Regions from separate parts of the Homo sapiens genome. Here region 2 is linked to region 1. The links are chromatin loops, found by intact Hi-C in ENCODE. Cell type or tissue: A673. All regions are shown on one strand. Links, peaks and the distances in the headings refer to the core of each region. The heading gives the core; the rest is flanking DNA. Region 1 overlaps SLC35D4 (solute carrier family 35 member D4). Region 2 has its middle 57 kb from the start of CABLES1.

Region 1 (10,475 bases), core at 991-8,990:
TCCCCGGACATCTGAAATGGAACTGATCTGTTTCTCCAGACCTGCTTCTCACTTGGTAGCCCCAATCCTGGTCATCATCACCGAAGTCAGAAACCCTGGAGGCCCCTTGGACTCCCCAGTATCCCCTCCCCACCACATCCAGCCTATTACCAAGTCTGTGCCTCCTCTACCCTCACAGCTGCTGCCGCCCTAGTTCAGTCCTCATCTTCTCCAGGCTGCCTTGCTGGGACTGAGGAAAAAGAGCTCGATCCCCTGAGCCCTTAGGCAGGGCCTGGAGTGAGCAGCCCTGGGCTTAGACAGTTGTCATTTTCTATTTGGCAGTCCCACGGCCAAAGCTGGGAGGTGGAGGCCTCTCGGCACTTGGGCTGATCTCTGTGCAGTTGGAGGGTTCCCTGGATGGACACCTTTCTCTGACATTTTACTTACAACACCATCGTGCAGTTTCCATAGTCCGTCAGTTCTAACATGTGCTTCTTTTCTTTCACATTTTAATTGAATATCTACAGTAGGAAGGCTCTTACAATCAATGATGTGTCATGGTGTAATTTTTTTTTCTTTCTCCCTAATACATAAAATAAGTGGAAGTTTTACAATCATTGGTGTCTTAGGATCAGTGAGATACAGCATGATTTTCCCCGTGTCTCAGGCCTGCTTCCCTGAGTCTTCCAATGGCAGGAACCACGTGGTGGTTCTCCTCAGAGCTCTGGGCTCAGCCTCCAGAACTGGGACTGAGCTAAAGAGTCACTAAATGGTCACTGAGATTCAGGAGCAGAACTTCCCTGAGAGTGGCTTAGCTCTGGGAACCTGACCTGTCCAAATTAAAAAAAAAAACTCATATTCTCCAAAGGGATCCTTTCTTTCTTTTTTTTTTTTTTTTTTTGAGACTGAGTCTCACACTGTCACCTGGGCTGGAGTGCAGTGGTGTGATCTTGGCTCACTGTAACCTACGCTGCCCGGGTTCAAGCGATTCTCCTGCCTCAGCCTCCCGAGTAGCTGGGATTACAGGTGCCCGCCACCATGCCCAGCTAATTTTTTGTATTTTTAGTAGAGATGGGGGTTTCACCATGTTAGCCAGACTGGTCTTGAACTCCTGACCTCATGATCCGCCCACCTCAGCCTCCCAAAGTGCTGGGATTACAGGCATGAGCCACTGCACCTGGCTGGGATACTTTCTTATGAATTTAGAAAGGAAGATTTACTTTCTTATGAATTTAGAAATGAAGATTTACCTGGATAAGATCAAGGCATCTCCACAGGGTTTTGCTTCCTGATGAGCAGGCCAGAGCCTGTAGATGAGGGTGACGGTAGGACTGAGGGTTAGAAAGTCCTTCAGGGATGTTTCCCTCTAGCAGGGGACCTCTTCCATTCTAGAGATGAGGGCAGATGTCTGGCTGAGAGGCCCTGTCCTTGGAAATAACTGAATGAACACCATAAGTGTTTGCATCTTCGACTCCATTTCATCACTAACACAAAACATCATTTCTTGTCAGGGCAAACTAGAAAAAAAGTGAGTGGGTAATTTGTTGTTGTTGTTGTTGTTGTTGTTATTAAAACAAACCTTTCTTTCCTTTATAAATCTAAGAAGATTTAAGATGTTGTAGAAAATACAGATGGAGGCCGGGCACAGTTGCTCATGCCTGTAATCAAAAAGCTTTGGGAGGCCAAGGCAGGAGGATCACTTGAGGCCAGGAGTTCGAGGCTGCAGTGAGCCATGATTGTGCCACTGCACCTCAGCCTGAGCAACAGTGAGACCCTGACTCTAAAAACCCAAAAATCAACTGTTTCTACTTCCCTGAGGAAACCACTCTATTCTTTCAGACTTTTTTCCCATGCACATATATAGATGTATTTACACGAACGGTAAGAAACATCCTGTTTTTCCATTTAACAGTTTGTCAGGAATCCCTATTAAGGCTATCATTCCACATTGGTTGAAGCATGAGTTGGCTGTTCCCTATTTGTAGAATTGTAGGTGGTTTTTAGCAATTTAGCGTTAAAATCTGCTCTATGATGCTGCTGTAATATGTTCTTGATGAGACTTACATTTCTGATGATACAGCTAGGAGCCTTGATGAAGTCATCCCTTATCATAAGGAACACACTTGCACGCCACCTCACAGACTGTTAAATGTTACCATGAGGGCTATTTTGTCTACTATGTGTAGATTTTACTAGAATCATTTTTGGAGAGTAAAAGTTGACCTCCTTGTGACTTCATTCTCAGATTATGAAAATAAACTATCTGGAGCTGTAGAGTTCATTTTCACCATCCACAACAAGGCCTTTGTGTATTCATGCACACACACACACACTCATGCACACATACACACACACACACACAGTTTGACTGTAAGGCAATACGTGGCTCGAGGAATTAATCTAACTACCTTGCAGAATTATTTATTATAGTTTAATATTAGAATACTCCTGTTTGTTTATTCATTTGTTCAGGATTTATCAAGTACCTATGAAATGTCAAACATGTTGCTAGGCCTAAAGCTGCAGAGACGTAGGAGACGCATTTCTTAGCCTTAACGCAGAGTTGGATGGAGGGGCTGGCCTGTACACTCGGGCTGGCACAGGGTATGGGTGGGCCAGCGGGTGAGCTCCAGTAATTCGGCATGGGAGGAGCAAGGAAAGCTTCCCTGGTGGATAGATTTGAGCTGAGTCAGGCAGGATGGGAAGGGACTTTCCAGTTTGATAAGGAGAAAGGGCTCTCCTTGTCAGGCAGGCAGAGGGAGCATCAAGTGGTGGCTAAGGGTGCCAGCAGGGGTGACACCGCAGGACTGGCAGGCAGGTGATGGGCAGCTTCCCTCATTCCTCAGTGCCTCAAGTGCTCTCCTCTCTAACATAGAACCAATGACTGTTAATTACCCCATGATTAAAGGATTCAGTACATGCAGAGCCCTTAGAACAGCACCTGGCAGTGTGAGTAGCCCTCACAGTTCAGTTAGCTAACCCAGAGGAATGTCAGCTATTTATTGTTAATTTTGGCAGCATGACTTCTTTTTTTTGTTTTGTTTTTGAGACCGCCTCACCCTGTCGCCCAGGCTGGAGTGCGGTGGCGTGATCTCAGTTCACTGCAATCTCCGCCTCCCGGTTCTAAGCGATTCTCCTGCCTCAGCCTCCCGAGTAGCTGAGATTACAGGTGTGCGCCACCACACCTGGCTAATTTTTGATATTTTTAGTAGAGACGGGGTTTCGCCATGTTGTCCAGGCTGGTCTTGAACACCTGACCTCAAGTGATCTGCCCTCCTCGGCCTCCCCAAGTGCTGGGATTACAGGCATGAGCCACCACCCCTAGCCCTTTGGCAGCATGACTTTTGAGGAGTTATAATAACCCATTTAGAACCCTGAGACCTCAGTAGGACTTGTTGCTAGGTTATTTTGGACTGAGTATCCTGAAAAGGAAAATGACTGCCATGAACTCAGTCATATCCAGAGCCCTGGGAGATGGAGCTAAGTAATGAACATATTGCCTGTTTTTACTCTCTGTATCCCAGGATCTGTGTGCTCTTTTACTCCCCTCCATGGAAGGGGCCTTTTCTTTTGGCCTGAAACATTAGCCCTGGAAGTTACTGGGTGAACATGCTATTCACAGAAGTGGAAGAGCATCCCTTTAGTCCCTCCTCTCAATTTCTGCTCTTACACTAGGCTGTTGAGGTTTTGGTTACATTTAGCTCTATTTTGAGTAACTGCTGGGCATGGTGGTTCAAGCCAGTAATCCCAACACTTTGGGGGGCAAAGGCAGGCAGATCACTTGAGGCCATGAGTTCAAGACCAGCCTGGCCAACATGGTGAAACCCCATCTCTACTAAAAATACAAAAATTAGCTGGGCATGGTGGCACACACCTGTAATCCCAGCTACTTGGGAGGCTGAGACAGGAGAATCGCTTGAACCCAGGAGGCAGAGGTTGCAGTGAGCCAAGATCACGCCACCGCACTCCATCCTGGGCAACAGAGCAAGACTCTGGCTCAAAAAAAAAAAAAAAAGAATTTTTGAGTAACACATTTATCATACCGGGGGCAGTTACGCAGGTGTGAGCCAGATCACCTTTGCCCTCCTCCTTTCAGCTCTTGAGGGCTAACTTCCCAGCAGATGGCAGTACAGCACGGTTGGCCTCGCGTCCTGTGCTCTGCAGAGGCAGGGTTGGACAAAGATCAAGATTAGAGTCTAAAGTTGCAAAAATAGAATCTGTTCATTAAAACAGGGGAAACTTTATTATTTAGGCACACATGAAAACTTAAGGTAGCCTTTGTAGTAAGCCACATGTTTCTCTTGTCAGCGCTTCACGTCTAAACAATATGTTCATACTTCACACTGCCTGAACTAGCATCAAAAATTGTAGTTTGTTCCCAGCTAGCAGAATAATCCTTCTGAAATGTTTAGAATTAATCAAAAGTTTAATTGTACCTGTTCATTTCCTCTATCAAATATAGAAGAAAAATCTGTGTCACCCTCTGCTAACATGTTACTCTCTGCTAACATGTACAAATGAGTTCTCAGTACAAAAGTCTGATTTCATTAAACTGACTCATCAAAAGGAATTATAAGGGTGAGTCCAAATCAGAATGTCTTCATTACAGGTAATTTAAATGCCAAGTTTATATTCCTCCAGTCTGCCTTTTTTTCCCTTGTCTCTCGGGATGGAGTAAAATGTCCCTTCTCCTTTTTTCTGTTTTTTAATTTTCATATCACACCAGATAGTTTATAGGACTGCTCTGAGTCAGCTGGATTAGTGAATGGAATATTTAAAGAGACAGAACTAAAATAGAAGTTGAGGTTGGGTGCAGTGGCTCACGCCTGTAATCCCAGTGCTTTAGGAGGCTGAGGCAGGAGAATCGCTTGAGGCCAGGAATTCAATACCACTGAGCAACATAGTGAGATCCTGCTGCTACAAAAATGAAAAAAAAAAAAAGAAAGAAAGAAAGAGTAGCCATACATGGTGGCTCATGCCTGTAGTCCTAGCTACTCAGGAGGCTGAGGTGGGAGGATTGCTTGAGCCCAGGAGTTTGAGGCTGCAGTGACCATGTCATTGCACTCCAGCCAGGGCAACAGAGTGATACTAGATAGATAGATAAATGGATAGATAGAACAAGAGCTTAATTGCTTTTTAAAATACAGGTTACATCTATTTCTTTCTCTCTCCTCTTCTTAGCATGTAAGATTTTTGAAGACACAGCCCCAGCGTCATTTTATCTTTCACGAGTAAACATCATTCTAATGGTGAAAGTACTTTGCTGAAGTGACTCAACTCTGGAATTCTGAGTCATCCTTCATTTGGCCCAAGCAGAAAAAGCCTCAATAAATACTAAAGTGCAGCAAGCTGTTAAGCTCTTGATAAATCTACTCATAATTTATTTGCCTCTTGATCAAAATGTTTCCTTTTAAGAGGAATTTAAAAAGTTTTAAAAGTCTAATTGTATGTTTCTTTACTTTTATGCAGAAAACATCTCCTGCAAAGATCTGTAGGTAAGTTTACTGCCCTCCCCCCAAAAAGCCATAATATAAGATTTAACCTATTTTTAACTTGAATGATAAACTGTTCAAGATTCATACTCTAAGAGGTGGCAGAAGAATTTATTATAAACATTCATATATCCCTAATTTGTGTCTTAGTCTAAAATTTCTTGTGTTTTTCTTTTCTTTCTGAAATATTTTATTCCAAAAGAGAAAACACCAGAACCAACCTGTGCTAGATTTCAGTCATTGATGCCCAAAACTTTACTAACAGTTGTGTAATACTGATGGAGAATGAAAATGAAAAACATGGAAATGACTTAAAAATTTAAAAGTAATGTTTGTAGTTTATTTAGTCTTTAATATTTTCCGTGGTGGAAAAAGCACCAGCCTGGAAGTCCTGGGATCTGAACTGCAGTCCTGGGCCATAGCAGGGTGATTGTGGGCAGCTTTCCTCGTCCTCTTTGCCTCAGTTTCCTCAGCTACAGCGTAAACTGGGCCGTCCTGTCATGCAGACCCCGGTGCCTGCAGCATTTGAATTCTAACCTGGGTGCCTTGCATCTGACTGCTTCCCGCTTCCTCTGCAGGCCAAGCAGCTCAGTCCTGGAGACAGAAAACCAACAGAGGTGCTTTGATAGATGGATTTAGGATTTCTACTGCAGATATTTCTGGGCTTTCATCCAATCCCCCACCCTCCTTTTATTCCTTTATTACAGGTTGCACCTTGAAAGAACAAGACAAAACCAAACTTCAAGACTATCCTCCTGTTTAAAAGGAGACTAGCAGGTGTCAAAGAGAGGCGGTAAAGCTCATGATACCTGATGTAATCAGGTACTGCTTGAGGCCAGGTGGGGTGGGAAGGCAGGCAGGTGTCTCACCCTTGGGTATCCCCCATCTTCCACAGTTCCAAGAGGTTGTCTGTTTGGGGTGATCTCTGATGCTCATTCTCCATGGATGGGGAAGCATCCTCTATTCTATAAAGCCTTTCACTGTAGGTAGACACCAAACCCATCAGGATATCAGGATTCTCCTCTCCTCCCACCACAAAACCTGCCTGTTCCTGGGCAGCCCCAAGAAGCTCCCCTGACAGTCTCTTCTCCACTCACCCCACTGTTTGCCTTGGATTCTTCTCTAGGTCATTTGTGTGTTGGGGTGCCTTGAAAGTCAGCAAGGCTATAGGAGTAGGGCAGGCTGAGGTAGAGAAGTGTCCTGAGCCTCAGGCTGCTCCATGTTGTCCTGACCTTCCCAAGGCTCTGGGGCCTCAGCTCCGAGGGCCCCTCTGCCAGTCCTCCTGCCTCTGGCCCAGCCGGTCAGTGCTGGTCCATTGGGTACAGTGACATCTACACATGGTTACAGCAGTGAGGACTGTCAGAATTGATCAGCACCACTGTTTTCAGTGTACTAAGATTACACATGCCAAGTTGTTGTGTGTTAGATATATATGTTTATGTGTACATATAAAAACATGTAGTCTCTATGTAGAATACAGAATCTGTGTTGGTGGGAGATGGCATATGGCAAAGTTCCCTGAAAGTGAAAACATTGTATTCGGTGCTTTTGTTCACGCCTTTGATCCTTTGCTGTTTGCTGCCTGATGGAATAGTCAGTAGTTAAGGGGCACTATATATATGTTGCCTCTATAAAATGGAAAGAGGAGAGAGACTAAGTGATAATTTGGGTTTTATGCTTTCTGGCGCCTTCTTTTAGGAGGAGAGAGTGGGGAAAGCTAGAGGCAAGAGCTTTTGGCATATGAAACTCAGAAGGAATAGGCCGTAAACCAGGGATTACTGAACCAGCTCCAAATTGACTTTCTAATGAGTGAGGATAGCTTCCTGAAAATATCTGTGTTTGGCAGTGTTACTTTTTTGAGCAAGAATTTTTAAAAATTGCTTTACGGTGAAAATTTCTAAAGACATATCAAAGTAAACAGAATAATGTAATGAATGAAGTCCTGTGTACCCAGTTCCCAGCTTCAGCCATTTTCAGCTTCTGGCCCCACCCACTGCCTTGCTCAGTATTTATTCCAGGCACCCTAGCATTTCATCTGTAAATATTTTAGTATGTATAAGAGATTTTTCTAATAAAACATTTTACGGGGGGAAAAGTTTAAACCTACAGAAAAGTTGCAAGAATATTACAGTGAGCTCTCATGTATTCTTCACCAAGATTCACCCATTGGTAACATTTTTTGCATTTGCTTTCTTGCTATCTCAATGTATATATGTATACACATGCATAAACATACATAAATATCACATAAATATATGATAATGTAGATATTATTCTTGCTCTTATTTTTTCTGAATCATTTGAGAATAAGTTGTAGAGGTCATGACTCCACTTCTAAATACTAAATACTGTGTCTCCTAAAAACAACCATCCCTTAGATAACCAAAGTGCAGTCATTGAATTTAGAAAATAACATCTGATATGATACTGTTATTTAATATTGAGTCCATGTTCAAATGTTGCCACTTATTATCTGGCCACAATATTATTATTATTATTATTTATTTATTTATTTTTATTTTTATTTTTTTTTTGAGATGGAGTCTCGTTTTGTTGCCCAGGCTGGAGTGCAGTGGTGCCATCTTGGCTCACTGAAACCTCTGCCTCCCGGGTTCAAGTGATTCTCCTGCCTCAGCCTCCTGAGTAGCTGGGACTATAGGCATGTGCCACCACGCCTGGCTAATTTTTGTGCTTTTAGTAGAAAAGGGGTTTTACCATATTGGCCAGGCTGGGCTCAAACTCCTGAACTCAAGTGGTCTGCCCGCCTTGGCCTCCTGAAGTGCTGGGATTACAGGTATGAGCCACCATACCTGGCACAATACTATCTTTTATAACATTTTTTTCCCCTAAAGATGTCATGTCTAAGCCAGGTGTATTGGCTCAGGCCTGTAACCCCAGCACTTTGGGAGGCCGAGGCAGGCGGATCACCTGAGGTCGGGAGTTCGAGACCGGCCTGACTAACATGGAGAAACCCCACCTCTACTAAAAATGCAAAATTAGCCTGGTGAGGTGGTGCATGCCTGTAATCACAGTTACTCGGGAGGCTGAGGCAGGAGAATCGCTTGAACCCGGGAGGCGGAGGTTATGGTGAGCCGAGATCGTGCCATTGCACTCCAGCCTGGGCAACAAGAGTGAAACTCCATCTCAAAAAAAAAAAAAAAAAGATGTCATATCTCTTTTGTACCCTTTAATCTAGAACAGTTCCTCAGTTTTTTATTGTCTTTCATTGCCTTCACATTTTTGAATAGGGGAGGCCTGTTGTTTTGTGAACTGTCCTAAATTTGGGTTTGTCTCAGTGTTTCCTCGTGGTTCAATCCACGCTCTGCATGTTTGGCAGGAATACCACCCAAGTGATGTTGTGTCCTTCCGAGCTTTATATCAAGAGGCACACAATGTGGATCTGCCTCATTATTGGTGGTGTTAAGTTTGATCATTCGGTTGTGGGGTTGCACAAAGGATTTTAATGCAATTTCCGTAGTGTTTTCATTTTTGAAACAGGCATATTTGTGGTCTGATTCCCCAGTTTTTCACTTGTATATTTTTGGGGATCTGCAGTTGAAAAAACACTTGTTTTATTAGATGTTTCACAGGCACACTATTTTCCTCAAGTGAGCCAGCTGTGGTTTTGCAGATGTCCTGTAAATGCCTGACTCTGGGAAACGGCTAGCTGAGGTCCAGAGAAGGAAATGTCTGCTTATGAGTAGAGCACATAATTGAAAACTACACAGGTAGTCAGGTTCACAGAGGAAGGACAGAGGAACCAAGTTGGTCTCGCAGGATCTTTGCCTCATCCAACTCCAGAGGATGCATTTTCACCTCCACGCTCTTAGGGAAACCTTTGATGTTGAAAGGTGAAGCTGCAGTGTTTTATCTCCCTCTCCACAGTGCCCTCCTCCTCCTGGCCGCAGCAGGATGCCTTCCCTTCAATGACTCCCAGGTAAGTCCAAGTGAACTCATTTGCCTTCAAAGTGTCTTTTATTCTCTGAAGCCTGGGTGTATGACCAGAATTTCCTAGTCCTTCCTTTTAGAAGCAGGATAACTTGGCCTATGCAGAAGCATTCCAAATCTTGCAGGCTGGGTAGCTCTGGGCCTGGGCAACACCATTTCCCCAGGCCTTTGCCTTCTCCGCAGGGCTGCAGGCATCGTGGCCTGCAGAGCTGTGGTCCCTGGGCACTGTGGTGGCTGCCATCTGTCCTCTGTACATGCCTGGTGAACCTGCAAGCCAACGCCCAAATTGCCCCAGCCTCAGCCATGGAGGCAAAGTTGATTTTCTCTCCTCCCAAGGGCCTCATCTCCTGCAAAGTGATTTTTTGTTTTTGTTTTTGTTTTGTTTTGAGACAGAGTCTCACCCTGTTGCCCAGGCTGGAGTGGAGTGGCACGATCTCAGCTCACTGCAACCTCCACCTCCCGGGTTCAAGCAATTCTCCTGCCTCAGCCTCCCGAGTAGCTGGGATTACAAGCGCCCACCACCATGCCCAGCTAATTTTTTGTATTTTTAGTACAGATGAGGTTTCTCCATCTTGGCCAGGCTGGTCTCAAACTCCTGACCTCAAGTGATTTGCCCGCCTCGGCCTCCCAAGGTGCTGGTATTACAGGCGTGAGCCACTGTGCCTGGCCTGCAAAATGATTTTTATTTTATTATCCTGTGCTAAAGTTGAGTTTTCTTTATGAGGTGCTGAGGACCCACCCCCGCCCCCCAGTAGTCATCTCATTTCTGGGTTTCCTTTCTTTCTTTTTTTCTCCCTCCTTTTCTCCCCCAGCATTATTAGGTCCCCACCACGTGTCAGGCACTGAGCCAGGCTCTGGGGACACAAAGAGGAAAATTAATCTTTGCTCAGGCAGAAGTCAAGCCTATTTGGAGCAAAGGGGAGGGAAACAGTCAAGTAAACAGATTGTTATCACACAGGGGGGCCAGGGCTCTGTCCTCGAGATACAGGGGGCTCTGAAGCACCTAAGAAGACGTGGGGCCTCAGGAAGTAGGAGTAGCCATAATTACAGGGAGTC
Region 2 (10,475 bases), core at 1,505-9,504, 300 kb after region 1:
ACTCCCGTCTCAAAAAAAAAAAAAAAAAAAAAAAACCCCAAAAACAAAACAAACCAAACCAAACCAACAAACAAAAAATACACACAGAAAGGAGTCCCTGGTGTCCAGGAAGAACTAAGAATTGGCAGAGGAATCACATGTTAAAGTTCGAACTTTAAGAACACATATAGGTTGGTAGACATAATGTCAGTATATGAAGAATCAACTGCATTACGATATACCAGCAATAAACATCTGAAACATTCCATTTATAACAGCCAAACCACAAAGTACCTAGGAATTAAACTAACAAATGATGTGCAAGAGTTGTCTGGAGAAAATTATAAAGCTCTATGAAAAAATATATTTTCAGAAATCTAAACAAATGGAAATATTTATCATGTTTGTGGATAAAAAGCCAAGAAATCCTAAAGAAGTCAATCCTTCCCAAAGTCATCTGCGAATCCAATAACATTTACGTGAAAATTCTAATGAGTATTATGACAATCTTCATACGCTAATTCTAAAAGTTATGCAGATAAGTAAAGGGCCAATGATAGCCATGGTAATTTTATTTTACATAATTAATTAATTAATTTAGAAACAGGGTCTCGCTCTGTTCCCCTGGCTGGGGTGCACTGGTGTAATCATAACTCACTGCAGCCTCAAACTCCTTGGTTCAAGCAATCCTTCTGTCTCAGCCTCCTGAGTGGCTAGGACTACAGGCATGCACCACCACACCCAGCTAATTTTTTTTTTTTTCTGTAGAGACAGGGGTCTCACCATGTTGTCCGAGGCTGGTCTGGAACTCCTGGCCTCAAGTGATCCTCCCACCTTGGCCTCCCAAAGTGCTAGGATTACAGGTGTGAGTCACCATGCCCAGCCAGTCATGGTAATTTTAATTATAAAGTACATGGCAGGAGGCTTACCCAGATATTAGAATTTCTTATAAAGCTACAGGAATTATAGCAATATGATATTGGTATAGAAATGGAAAAGTAGACCTCTGGAACAGAATGGGGCCCATTGAAACAGACTTATGCATAAAGGAATCTTGACACATGACAGAGGCAGAATTACCAATGAAGTGGGGAAAGGGGTTAATAAATGGTGCCTGGGAAAACTGGCCCTCTACGGGGAAAAAAATTAAATTTCATCCCTGTTTCATACCATAAACAAACATCTATTCCACATTACTTGAATAATAAAAGCAAAACTTTATTATTTATATATTTTTTGAGACGGGGTCTCTTCTGTTGGCCAGGCTACGGTGCAGTGGTGCAAACACAACTCACTGCAGCTTCAGTCTCCCCAGGCTCAGATGATCCTCCCACCTGAGCCTCCCAAGTATAATAGCTGGGATGACAGATGCACACCACCACACTCAGATAATTTTTGTATTTTTTTGTAGAGATGGGGTTTTGCCAAGTTTAGGCTTGTCTTGAACTCCTGGACTCAAGTAATCCTCCTGCCTCAGCCCCTTAGAGTGCTGGGCTTACAGGCATGAGCCACTTCACCTGGCTAAAAGCAAAACTTTAAAAGGCCTAGAAGCACGTGCATTAAAATATCTTCATAACCTTGGGCAGGAGATAATCATTTCCCTTTTTTTTTTTTTGAGACGGAGTCTCACTCTGTCCCCTAGGCTGGAATGCAGCGGCACAATCTCGGCTCACTGCAACCTCCACCTCCTAGGTTCAAGCGATTCTCCTGCCTCAGCCTCCCCAGTAGCTGGGGTTACAGGCACGTGCCACCACACCCAGCTAATTTTTGTATTTTTATTAGAGACGGGAGTTTCACCATGTTGGCCAGGCTGGTCTCGAACTCCTGACCTTGTGATCTGCCCGCCTCCACCTCTCAAAGTGCCGGGATTACAGGCATGAGCCACCGCACCCGGCAATCATTTCTTAAGACTCAGAAACATGAACAGTACTTGAAAAGATTGCTACCTTTGTTAAAGGAAGTTTTCTGAAAAGGTAAAATCATGACTCTCACATAGATATACAATGAACACATGTTAAAGATTTTATTTACCTCATTATGAGACAGGAACCAGGCAGATGTTATGATCATTTAAAGGAGAAAGCAAAGAACCACATACTGATGTGGAATAAAGAAATGTTGAGGCCGGGTGTGGGGCTCATGCCTGTAATCCCAGAACACTGGGAGGCCGAGGTGGGCAGATCACTTGAGGTCAGGAGTTTGAGACCAGCCTGGCCAACATGGTGGAACCCCATCTCTACTAAAAATATAAAAATTAGCCAGGCACGGTAGTGGGTGCCTGTAATCCCAGCTATTTGGGAGGCTGAGGCAGGAGAATTGCTTGAACCCAGGAGGTAGAGGTTGCAGTGAGCCGAGATTGCACCACTATACTCCAGTCTGGGTGACAGAGTGAGACTCCATCTCAAAAACAAAATAAAATAAAATAAATGTTGAAATAAATTTATAAATAGATGTGAACTTCGCTCTTTCCAAAGGCAGGTTGAGGTGGGGGAGATTAATGGGTATGAGCAGAGGGAGTCAATTCAACCACCACCAAACAGAATTTACGTCTAGAGACAAGAATTATTTTGCATTGCTATCAGTATTTGACAACTTAAAAGTTAAAATAGGCTGGACAAGGTGGCTTATGCCTGTAATCCCAGTACTTTGGTGGGCTCAAGGTGGGGGACTGCTTGAGCCCAGGAGTTTGAGACAAGCCTGGGCAACACAGCAAGACCCCATCTCTATGAAAAATGTAAAAATTAGCCAGGCATTGTGGCACACGCCTGTAGTCCCAGCTACTCAGGAGGCAGAGGCGAGACGATCTACCAGAGCCTGGAAGGTGGAGGCTGCTGTGAGCTGTGTTTGCACCACAGCGCTGTAGCCTGAGTGATAGAGCGAGATCCTGTCTCAAAAAAAAAGTTATAAAATAGCTCAAAGACAATAAATAGCTGAAATTAAATAATCTAGAACAGTGTGCTCTAAGCAACACATTGTTTTCCACTGGAGACACCAGTAATTTTTTTTTGTTTATTCCAAGTTTTTTTATATATCTGATTACTTTTTTCTTTTTATTTTTGAGATGGAGTATTACTCTGTCACCCAGGCTGGAGTGCAGTGGCACCATCTCGGCTCACTGCAAGCTCCACTTCCCGGGTTCACGCCATTCTCCTGCTTCAGCCTCCCGAGTAGCTGGGACTACAGGCACCCGCCACCACGCCCAGCTAATTTTTTGTATTTTCAGTAGAGATGGAGTTTCACTGTGTTAGCCAGGATGGTCTCGATCTCCTGATCTCGTGATCCTCCTGCCTTGGCCTCACAAAATACTGGGATTACAGGCGTGAGCCACTGCACCCAGCCTGGGTGACTTTTAATGCAATGCCTCACATATAACAACTCAGTAAGTACCAGATGAATAGATAAATGATGAATGACAAAACGAAAATTTGAGCTGTAAGTAGAGTTCGGATAAAATATTAGCATCGGCCGGTTGTGGTGGCTCACGCCTGTAATCCTAGCACTCTGGGAGGCCGAGGTAGGTGGATCACGAGGTCAGGAGATCGAGACCATCCTGGCTAACACGGTGAAACCCCGTCTCTACTAAAAATACAAAAAATTAGCCAGGAGTGGTGGCGGGTGCCTGTAGTCCCAGCTACTCAGGAGGCCGAGGTAGGAGAATGGCGTGAACCCGGGAGGCAGAGCTTGCAGTGAGCCGAGATCGCCCCACTGCACTCTAGCCTGAGTGACGGGTCAAGACTCCATCTCAAAAATAATAATAATAATAATTAGCATCTTTGTAAGAATGGCAGAAAACAACTTGAGGTCTTTTAGCCTTTCTCTGCTGGCTATGACACATCTCTGTGCTTCCTGGATAGTTTGTTAGTTTCTGTTTTGTGTTCATTCATTCACTTATTATTCATTCTTATTATTCATTATTCATTCATTTATTCAACATTATTCATTGCAACTTGTGGGAAGAACAAAATAAACAACATTGACAACAAGGAATAAACCCAGAAGCAGCAAGAGACTTGGGAATTTTGTAGTGACGCCAGTTTGGTTTCCACTGATACATTCGGGTAAAAATGACTCCAGTTTGGTTTGCTATGTGGAAGACAAACAATTCATTCCTCACTCACTCTCCTCTGGAGTTGAGAGAAAACAGCCATCCCTCTTCTCCCTCTCTGTGGAAAAAGACCGAATCAGTTGGCGGAGCTTAGCTAAGCTTTTTTTAGTGAAGTTAGAACTTGCTTGGAGACACAGGACTTCCTCTACAAAAGGGCTTTTTTTTTTTTTTTTAATTGAAGGAAACACTGAAGTCTCTTCTAACTCTAGCTGGCCCCCAGCCTGGCTCTCTGCAGCCCCTGCAGTTGACCCTGTCTGACTTTGCCTCTGCAGGAACTTTCTTCACGTTCAAAACCATGAAACATTTTGCCCTGCCTCGGAGTAAAATCAAACACCAGTGAGAACCTCTTGAAGTGAGTTTCCATAGACTCTCAGATGGAAGCCTGGGAATTTCACTGTGCCCCTAAGGAGACCTGAGCTTCCTAAGAGATGAGGACACTTTGATTTCCTAATGTGACTTTTGTCACAGTGGAGCACACTTTGACTCTCACTTCCTGTTTTAATTCTGTTTGGAAATAAAAATCTGCTGAGATTTAGTTTCAAAAGAGCTTCTTGAGGTTTTCTCTGCCAACTAGAAAAGGGAATAACGGCCAGGCGTGGTGGCTCACGCCTGTAATCCCAACACTTTGGGAGGCCAAGGCAGGTGGATCACCTGAGGTCAGGAGTTCGAGACCAGCCTGACCAACATGGAGAAACCCCATCTCTACTAAAAATACAAAACTAGCCGTGCATGGTGGTGCATGCCTGCAATCCCAACTATTTGGGAGGCTGAGGCAGGAGAATCGCTTGAACCCGGGAGGCGGAGATTGCGGTGAGCCGAGATCACGCCATTGCACTCCAGCCTGGGCAACAAGAGTAAAACTCCATCTCAAAAAAAAAAAAAGGAAAAGAAAAAGAAAAGGGAATAAACACAATTGCAGTCAGCACGCACTGATAACCAGGGCTGCCAGTTAACGTGGGGACCTTGCTTTGTTGAGATGGAACACATCCTACTCGGGAGGGCTATGAATGAGGTCTCAAGGGGTGAGCCAAGGTTCCCTGGGTGGAGTGGACTGGGGAACAAGGCAGATGGAGCTGCACCAGGAAAAGCGAGGAGAACAGGGAGGGAGCTGAGGGATGTGGGGTGCATGGGGAGTGGTGGAATAGCAAAGCCTTCATTGGGAGTTGGGCTGTGAGGGGCCTTGTGCCAGGGACTTTACTCCAGAAGCCAGAGGGACTCATGGAAGGTTTCTAGCCTGAGTCAATTTGGTTTCAAAAGATCACTCTACGTGAAAGAAGGAAGTGCTTCTTTCTTAGCCACCTTCTTGGGTGGCTGCTGGGGTAACTTAGGGAAGCCATGCTAAGTGCAGGAGCTGAGATAGTGCCTTTAGTGACAGTAGAAGGGGTTAGAGGAGCAGAGGGGATGGAACCTAGACCTCAGCCATTCCCCGCGCTGCCTCCTGGTCCAGTGATCTTTCTCCTACTCCAGGGCACCACCAGCTCTTCCCCCAGAGCCCTCCTTGGCAGAACAGAGTATACAGTCCCTGCGGAACTGGAGGCCCAGCTAGAGATGGAATATGGCATGCCAGAAAGTTCTTTGAAGTAGTGTATTTTGTCTGAAAAAATGCATGCAAATATTTACGTTCTGTTTCAGAAGAGTAGTGCTCCAGGAAGCTGAACCACTTTTTTAACCTGTGACTCTGGTGCCCCCTGCTTTTCTCACTTACACACATGCCAGGCTGGGAATGGTCCCTGCTCCTGAGCAGCCAGTTTGTTGATATCCCCTCCACACACCATAAGATCATGGACGCCAGGCTTGCTTTCTGGAGTGGGAAGCACATGTGCACAAAGCATACCTGTCTGTGTCCTGGAAACACTGCCTTCACTTCTCTTGAGTGAAAGGATTTACTGAATTGGATTTACGATATTTAAATTAATTTTATTGTCACTCCCTTCAAATTCCTTTTTCTTTCCCCACTCTGATAAATACTCAGTTAATTAGCTTTACAGATCAAGAGTTAGCTAGTGGCGGCCGGGCACGGTGGCTCAAGCCTGTAATCCCAGCACTTTGGGAGGCTGAGGTGGGCAGATCATGAGGTCAGGAGATCGAGACCATCCTGGCTAACATGGTGAAACCTCGTCTCTACGAAAAATACAAAAAATTAGCCAGACGTGGTGGCGGGGGCCTGTGGTCCCAGCTACTCGGGAGGCTGAGGCAGGAGAATGGTGTGAACCCAGGAGGCGGGGCTTGCAGTGAGCCGAGATCGCGCCTCTGCACTCCAGCCTGGGTGACAGAGCGAGACTCCGTCTCAAAAAAAAAAAAAAAAAAAATGGAGTTAGCTATTGGCAGGCACAGACTGCCAGAGTCTCCAATGGGACGCCTTGGCTTAATGGTGCTGCAGAGTATTTTGTGCTTTGTATCTAACGTTTCTAAAATTGACAGTAATAGTGAACACTAACTGGCCAGTTGCTGGGTGCTGGACATGACGTTAGGGTACGTTATTTCATTTCTTCATTACAGCAAGCCTGAGGTAGATATTATTATTGTTTCCATTTTATAGATGAGGAAACTGGGACTTGGAGATAGTTTAAATTTCTCAGAGTCCTACATCCAGGAAATGGTAGAGCCAGGATATGATTTCAGGTGGTCAAATCCCAACACAAGAGTTTTTAGCCTTGACGCTGTAGGGATGAAACTGAATCTCTGGTGAACGACTAGAACATAACACTTAAAATCCTTTGCAGCCCCAGCATTTGATGATTTTGTGAAATCTTGAAGAAACAGATTGATTTGGATGAGACTTGATGAAGGATTGTGGAATATCACTATAAAATCCTACTTTTGGCCAGGCACCGTGGCTCACACCTGTAATCTCAGCAATTTGGGAGACTGAGGTGGGACGATTGCTTGAAACCGGGAGCTTGAGACACAGTCTGGGCAGCAAAGTGAAACCCTGTCTCTACAAAAAATGAAAAAAAGTAGCCAGGTGTGGTGGTGTGTGTCTATAGTCCCAGTTACTTGGGGGACTGAGGTAGGAGCATTGCTTGAGCTCAGGAGGTTGAGTCTGCAGTGATCCTGCCACTGCACTTCAGGCTGGGCTGCAGAGTGAGACTGTGTCTCAAAAAAAAAAACCTCTACTTTTTCTCCGTTCTATCATTCTGAGACAAAAGAGTATCAATAAGAATTAGAACTGTGTTTTTCTTTTTTTTTTTTTTGAGACGGAGTCTCACCCTGTCACCCAGCCTGGAGTGCAGTGGTGTGATCTTGGCTCACTGCAAGCTCTGCCTCCTGGGTTCACGCCATTCTCCTGCCTCAGCCTCCCGAGTAGCTGGGACTACAGGCACCCACCACCACGCCCATCTAATTTTTGTAGTTTTTGTAGAGATGGGGTTTCACCATGTTAGCCAGGATGGTCTCAATCTCCTGACCTCGTGATCCACCTGTCTTGGCCTCCCAAAGTGCTGGGATTACAGGCGTGAGCCACTGCGCCTGGCCCATTTTGTATTTTTAGTAGAGACAGGGGTTTCTCCATGTTGGTCAGGCTGGTCTCGAACTCCTGACCTCAGGTGATCCACCTGCCTTGGCCTCCCAAAGTGCTGAGATTACAGGCATGAGCCAGCGCGCCCGGCCTAAGAATTAGAATTGTGGTTTTCTGATTTTCATTGGGTACATGTATAGAAGCTGCGAAGAAAACTTGACTTCGTTTTTCATTTTTGTAAGACACTGTCTCTAACATTTATCCATGCGAGGAACTCTCCCCAGCCTGGAGCTGCAGCCCAGAAACGGCACCCCTGTGTGTGTAGCATGCGTAGAGGAGTTGGCTCCTCCAGGCTGTAGGTATCACCTGCCTCACCAGCCTTGAGTTTGTCTGGAAGGCTCAGTGCCCGTGCAAAATCCCTATCTAACACTACGGGACTGTATTGTTGTTATTTTGTTATGTTTGCAAAGCTGTCTTGCTTGACCCAGGTTTAAAAATGCAGTAGCGGCCAGGAGCGGTAGCTCATGCCTATAATCCCAGCACTTTGGGAGGCAAAGGCGGGCAGATCACGAGATCAGGAGATTGAGACCAGCCTGGGCAACATGGTGAAACCCCATCTGTACTAAAAATACAAAAACTAGCTGGATGTGGTGGCGCACGCCTGTAATCCCAGCTACTTGGGAGGCTGAGGCACGAGAATCGCTTGAACCCAGGAGGCAGAGGTTGCAGTGAGCTGAGATTGCGCCACTGCACTCCAGCCTGGCAACAGAGTGAGACTCTGTCTCAAAAAAAAAAAAAAAATGCAATAACTAGCTCGGTGTGATAGAGTTTGCCTGTAGTCCCAGCTATGGAGGCTGAGGTGGGGCATCACTTGAGCCTAGAAGTTTGATGCTGTAGTGTGCTACAACCATGACCCACCTGTGAATAGCCACCACACTCCAGCCTGGGCAACAGAGAGACCCTGTCTTTAAAAACCAAAAATAATAAAAATAAATGCAACAGTCACTTGAAATTTATCATGAATTGTATATTCTTTCTCATGTGTTTTAGTGGAAATCACTGTTGTCCATGTCATGCTGCTGAAACTCCACTTCATACATACAGTACATACATACATGTATTACAGAATAGCAGTCGTATTCCCAGAGCACTTTATAGTTTTTAAACTGATCTCATTTACATAACTTCCTCATTTGGTCCCTGGTGATCATCAGGATGAGTATTAGTAGTCCCATTTTACAGATGGGGAAATAAAAACTCAAAGGAGTTCATTGACATATAGGAGCACTTGGAAATCCTTCTATCTGCAAGGGCCTTTGGTTTACAATGTCTTATTTCTCTCCTCCACCACCCTCTATGAACTTATATCCAGATTTCTCAATGACACCTGTTGACTCTCATAAAAGTGTTCTTCCCTGGAATTAGGTTCTGGATGGTGGTCACCTTGTGTCAGTTCAGAGCAAAGTTCTGGAAGGTTCAGGGGAGGGCTTGTTTTTTCAGTGTTCCTCCGTGTGATGACTGCCTCCGGGTGTCCTGAGCTTCAGGGTCACTCTGCAGCTGAGACGCAGCACTGCCTGGCTCACAGGGCACTCCCAGTCTTGTTTTGACTGTACATCGATGTCGTCTCCTGCACTGCGCTATGTGGTTTCGGGATGCAGAGTTTCACAGAAGGCATATCAGGCTGTGAATACTCCACCCCCATCCCATCACAAAAACCAGTCCAAGGAAAACACCAAATGCTAATTGAAACTAAGACAACGGCACAAATATTTATGGGGGCAGAAATTCAAACAACACTAGCAAAAACAAAGAACACATTTCAAATTGGTATTAATTAAACAAAAAGAAACACTATGGTATCTAATGTAAATATTTTGTTATCAGATCTGATACCTTCAAATGATTATTACAACTAGGAGGATAAGATAATATAAAATATTTACTTAAAAAAATTAATTTTAGCCATTTGCCTTCATATTGGTCCATGCTGCCATGGAAAAGGCCTGGGATAGGAGTCAGAATAAATGCCAGAAGTAGCTATGTCATTCTGAGCATGTCACCTAACATTGTCCAACGTGGCTTTCAGTTTCCTCAACTGAGAAGAAAAGAAGAGATGAGAGGAGATAAGAAAACAAAAAGAAAGGTTGGGAAAGAGAGGTAGCTCAGCAAATGTATCATCCACAGGGGCTGAACTATGTGATCTCTGATGTACTGGTTTCTATTGGTTCAGAGTGTGGACTCAAGCCAGGGTGCCCAGGTTCAAATCCTAGCTCCCTCATCTACTGGCTGTGTGACCTTGACATATTTCTTCACTTCTCTGCACCTTCATTTCCTTATTTGGGAAACCCAGCCTCACTGAGTTGTGAGCATTAAATTATTAAATATACAAATATATACGTACTGAATAGTTCCTAGCACATGGTAAGTACCTGGGAAATGTTAGGTCTTAGGGTTTTTTTTTTTTTCTGAGACAGAATTTTGCTCTGTTGCCCAGGCTGGAGTGCAGTGGTACGATCTCAGCTCACTGCAACCTCCGCTTCCTGGGTTCAAGTGATCCTCCCACCTCAGCCCCCAACCCGTCTCCCTCAGTAGCTGGGTCTACAGGTGTGCACCACCTCACCCGGCTCAGTTTTCTATTTTTGTAGAGGCAAGGTTTCAGCATGTTGCCCAGGCTGGTCTCAAACACCTGAGCTCAAGCCATCCTCCCACCTCAGCCCCCGAAAGTGCTGGAATTACAGGCGTGAACCACTGCATCTGGCTAGGTCTTAGTATTATTATTAGATAATCTTACTTGGAGGATAAAATAATGTACATTGGAGGAAAAAAAAAGTGTAGAGGACTTCTCTAAGGATTCTGTGTTTTGCCCAGAGTATAAATAGCAGAAAGGAAGGAAACTAATATTTATTAGGTACCTACTTTACGTGTGTGTATGTG

What was found. Peaks named below come from ENCODE experiments on the same cell type or tissue, not always from the same donor. Only the 100,000 strongest peaks of a DNase experiment are listed, where the experiment ranks them.
Region 2: a loop joins it to region 1, with 7 times the contacts of the local background. A loop is called at or near these places in 9 of 110 quality-filtered maps.

What each region holds. Positions count from the first base shown.
Region 1 is chr18:23,372,645-23,383,119 of GRCh38, reverse strand. SLC35D4 (solute carrier family 35 member D4) reads left to right here. Exons shown (of 15, transcript NM_032933.6): 6 at 5,449-5,474; 7 at 9,357-9,408. Among named protein-coding and RNA genes, the nearest start is that of SLC35D4, 60 kb to the left of the region's middle. RefSeq lists enhancers at 4,837-4,966, 6,174-6,673. In A673, for the core only: CTCF peaks have their summits at 3,880 and 4,084 (motif pointing right); DNase peaks (open chromatin) are centred at 4,119 and 5,259.
Region 2 is chr18:23,072,878-23,083,352 of GRCh38, reverse strand. No RefSeq gene overlaps it. Among named protein-coding and RNA genes, the nearest start is that of CABLES1, 57 kb to the left of the region's middle. In A673, for the core only: a CTCF peak has its summit at 5,806; a DNase peak (open chromatin) is centred at 5,782.